Linked DNA regions of Homo sapiens: region 1 is linked to region 2. Evidence: read pairs that join two places in POLR2A ChIA-PET (ENCODE). Cell type or tissue: PC-9. All regions are shown on one strand.

Region 1 (2,500 bases), 200 kb before region 2:
TAGGTGATTTTGTGGTTATGCAAACATCACAGAGTGAATTTACACAAACCTAAATCATACAGCCTGCCACACACCTAGGCTACATGGTACAGCCTCTTACTCCTAGGCTACAAACTCCTACAGCATGTGACTGTACTTTGTACTGTAGGCAATTGTAACACAATGGTAAGTATTGCTGTATCTAAACATATCCAATCATAGAAAATGTACAGTAAAAATATGGTATAAAAGATTAAAAATGGTACACTTGTATAGGGTACTTACCATGAATGGAGCTTGTGGGACTGGAAGTTGCTCTGGGTGAGTCAGTGAGTGAGTGGCAGGTGAACGTGGAGGTCTAGTACATTACTCTACACTACTGTAGACTTTATAAACACTCTACACTTAGGCTACACTAAATTTATCTTAAAATATTTTTCTTTCTTCAATAATAAATTAACTTTAGGTTACTGTAACATTTTTACTTTATAAATGCTTTTGTTAGAAACTAAGACACAAATGCACATGTTAACCTAGGCTTACACAGGGTCAGGATCATCAATATTACTGTCTTCCACCTCCACATCTTGTTTCATTGAATGGTTTTCAGGGACAATAACATATGGAGCTGTCATCTCCTATGGTAACAATGCCGTCTTTTGGAATCCCTCCTGAAGAACCTGCCCGAGGTTGTTTTGCAGTTAATTTTTTTTAATACGTAGAAAAAGTACACTCCAAAATAATGATGAAAGAGTATAGTAAGCTTAATACATAAACCAGTAACAGTCATTCATTAGTAAGTATTATGTACTGTACATAATAATATGTGCTATCCTTTGATATGACTGGCAGCACAGTTGGTTTGTTTACACCAGGATCACTACAAATATGTGGGTAATGCATTGTGCTATGTCTTTACCTTTTGATGGCTATGACATTGCTAGGGGATAGGAGTTTTTCAGCTCCATTATAATCTTAGGGGACTACCATCATATGTGCAATCTGTCATCAACCAAAACATCATCATGCAGTGCATAACTGCATAATGAAATTCACATGCATTATCCCACAAATTTTACACAAATAGTAGTATACTGTATGCACTGTTTTTCAACTCGCTTTTAATTTCCTATCTATCACTTCTTGAGAAACGACTGAAGAATGAGTAAGACTTAGGACCCAGGAAGAGTAGATTCAGAAGAGTAGTAAAGAGGAGTCCCAGATACCTGTGCAGTCACCATATGGACCAACCAGGCTAGACTGGAACAATGGTGTAAGAGAGATTTTTCCACTTAACAATATCTTTTGGAGATTATTTCATACATAAAGGTAGTCTTCATTTTTTATACACCTAGATAGCAGTTTTTGTACAGATATCTGAAAATCTATTTGATCTGTCCCTCTTTGATGAATAATCAAAGGACTATCTCAGTCCTTTGTTATTAACTGAGGTTAATCTCAGTCCTTTGTTATTATTTTTTAATGTAATGAGTAAACCAATATATAAATCATTAGGCATATGTATATGGTTTCCTCTCTGTCCAAATCCATACACCTATTCTTTTCCTTTATGCTTTGACTCTGGGGATATACTTTTCTTTATGATGCTGGAGCTGAGCCTCTGGAGATTAGATTTCTACTTTGCCAGACAGCTTAGTATTCAGTTCCACCAATACTCAATGCTTCCACCAGAAATAAAAAGCACCTAGAAGTATGAAAACAAATGAAATATCAGTTAGGGAGAAATGACCTGAATCCTTGATATGATTTAATCAAATGCAATGAAAGACAGCAAGAACAACACCCCCAAATGTTACAGTTGATATTATGTAAATAAGCCATAGGTTATAACCAGAGTTAAAAATGTCAGTCAACTGTATGAGCTTGTGTCTTCTGGGTGAAATCCTCCATTCAGTGTCATGTTGGAGGGACTCAACACCCATCTTCCCACTGCAGAAACCATGTAGGAGAGAAGGTCCCTCCCCATACCACCTGGCAGCCAGAAAACGGGCACCTTGACCTAGGTCAGCAGTATCTAGGTGCATGCTCCCACCTGAGAAATTAATCTACAATGATACAAACAAATGGAACCATTGGGAACCATTTGCATGGCTTCAGCAGGATCCAAGGATAGTGTGAGATGTACGGAGCAGGGGTGTGGCATTTTGGCCAGACTGTTCTTGCTGAAATATGTCCTGGTCTTGGCCTCTGGGGTTGTCTTGGTTCTTACAGTTCTGCAAGTATGGTTTTACAACCCACTCCAAATTACTTTACATCCCCAATATTCTTTCCATCAACTCCTAGAGTTACTTTCTGTTACTTGTCAGAATAAGCTCGGATGCTCTGTGAGAACTGGGAAGATGTCTGCACTGTTCAGTGTGATATCCCCAGTGCCAAATGCAGGGCCTAGTACATTGTTGGTGCTCACTTCAACAATGTTTTTTTACACAGATAAATGAAAAGAAAGAAAAGGAATAAAATCGCTCACCGTCCAAGAAGCGGCAGATTAGCATGGGAAGTG
Region 2 (2,500 bases):
CAGGCTGGTCTCGAACTCCTGACCTCAGGTGATTCACCCACCTTGGCCTCCCAAAGTGCTGGGATTACAGGTGTGAGCCACTGCACCCGGCCTCAGAAAGAAGTCTTAAGCAAATGGAGGGATATGCCATGTTCATAGATTTGAAGACTAAATGCTGTAAAGAAGGCAATTTTTCCCAAATTAAGCTGTAAATTAAAGTCACAATCAAAAATTCCAGCAGGTTTCTTTCCTGCTGAAATTCAAAAACTGATGGTAAAATTCATGTAGAAATGCAAAAGATCCAAAATAGCCAGAGCAATCCTGAAGAACAATAAAACTGGAAGATCTACACTACAGGTGCCAAGACCTACTATAAAGCTATACTAGCTAAGATATTGTAGTGTTGGCAAAAAAAAAAAAAAAAAAAAAAAGACATTGTCAGCTGGAACACAGTCACCTGATTTATGACCATGACAACACTGCACTGCAATGAGAAAGGAAAGGTCTTACAATAAATTGTGCTGAGTCAGCTGGATAGCCATATGGAAAATAATATTTCTTGACTCATATCTCATACCATATGTTAAAAAAAATTATAGATGAACTGCAGACCCAAATGAGAAAGATAAAACAAAAATATTTTGGAGAACACCTAGGAAACATTTTTCATGGTATTGTAATTAATAACCAATTGCTTCTTAAACAGAATACATATAGCACTATCCATAGAAAAAAATGATACATTGACTGTATTAAAATTAGAAATTCTGGTCATCAAAAGACACCATTAAGAGAATGAAAAGGCAACAAGTGGAGTGGAAGAAGATATAAATAAAACATATTGCTAGCAATGGTCTCACATCCAGAATATTTGAAAGAGTACTACAAATCAATAAGCAAAAGACAGACAACCCAACAGAAAAACAGGCAAAAGACTCAGACGTACACCCACATCCATCCACAAAAGAAGATATCCAAATGGCCGAAGTAGCCAACTTCATTAGTCAACAGAGATATTCAAGTTAAAACCACATTGCATTACTACTATACACCTTCCAAAATGGCTTAAAAAAAATTTTAATTCCAAAAGTGTAATGTCAAGGATGTGCAGCAACTAGGATTTTCATAAGCTGTTGGTGAAAGTGTAAACTGAAACAACCTCTTGAAAAACTATAGAGATAAACATATGCATAGCATTATGACCTAGCAATCCCACCCCTCAATATGTACCCAACATAAGTGCATACATATATTCACCAGGAGACACATATTAGGATGTTCACAGCAACAGTATCTCATAACATCCAGAACCTGAAAACTCAAATATCTGTCAGCTTATGAATGGATAAACAAATTGTTATATATCTACACAGAGGAAACGCATTTCTGGTACATGCAACATGGTGAATCTCAAAAATATGTTGAGCAGAGAATCCAGACACATAAACACATGCACATGATTCCATTTACATAAAGTACAAAAACAGGCAATGAAATGGATGATTCTCATAAATATGATGTGGAGCAAAAGAAGCCAGACACAAAAGAGTAAATACACAAGATTCCATTTTCATAATGTATAAAAAAGCAAAACTAATCAATTAGAAGTTTATATAATGCTTACCGTTTGGAAAAGCTGGAAGAGAGGAGCACAGAGGTGGTTTCTGGGGTGCTCGTAATGTTCTGTTTCTTGATCAGACGAGTATTTATTAAACTGCATCCTTATGGTATGTGAATTTTTCTCTCGTTTTTTGGTCTTTTTAATTTTTTATTTCAATCGCTTTTGGGGTACAAATCGTTTTTGGTTACACGGATAAACTGCATAGTGGTGAGGTCTGAGATTTTAGTGTACCCGTCACCCAAGTTGTGTGCACCGTACACAATACTAAGGTGTGTACATTATTTCTCAATAAAAATGTATTTTTAAAAAGTAAAAGGATATGCATGCATACAAACTAATAATAAACATTTGGCAAAAACATGCCTAATTAAAAGATACAGAAATGTGGTGTGGGGAGGGTAATGGGGAATAGAAATAAAGGGTCCCTTCTGCTGCCCCATGACCCATACACGCCAGTTAGCCCACGCGGGGCAGCTCTGAATCCAAGTTGGCCTCTAGCCTGTGGGATGGGGAGAGAGGTAAGCCCAGCCCAAACATTTGTGGCCTAGGAGAAAAAAGTTCAAATACAGATCCACATACCATATATCTAAAATATTAAAAGTTATAAACCAAGTTAACAAACTGTTAAATAAAATATGTTATTCTTGCTCACCTAGACATATATAGACAAACACACCCCAGCTTCATAATGATCAGGAATGCCAGATTCAAATTTAGAATCCTCAGACTCTCCCAAGCCCCTGGCCCAATCTTCTCTTCCCAACTCAGCTAACACCCACATTGCAAAAAACCTCAGAATTGCATGTGTGGACACCCCAAGATTTATAAATTGCATCCAAACCCTGACAACCAGCCATTCCTTGGGCCTAGAAGTGCACACCAGCAGCACAATCTTCCCTT

The links. ChIA-PET counts read pairs that join two places held together with the same protein. Peaks named below come from ENCODE experiments on the same cell type or tissue, not always from the same donor. Only the 100,000 strongest peaks of a DNase experiment are listed, where the experiment ranks them.
Region 1: POLR2A ChIA-PET joins it to region 2 with 16 read pairs; 2 of 35 experiments call an interaction of 5 or more read pairs at or near these places.

The regions. Positions count from the first base shown.
Region 1 is chr11:124,412,020-124,414,519 of GRCh38, forward strand. No RefSeq gene overlaps it. Among named protein-coding and RNA genes, the nearest start is that of OR8B4, 12 kb to the right of the region's middle. In PC-9, no CTCF peak of the experiment used is centred here; no DNase peak of the experiment used is centred here.
Region 2 is chr11:124,607,884-124,610,383 of GRCh38, forward strand. No RefSeq gene overlaps it. Among named protein-coding and RNA genes, the nearest start is that of PANX3, 2.3 kb to the right of the region's middle. In PC-9, no CTCF peak of the experiment used is centred here; no DNase peak of the experiment used is centred here.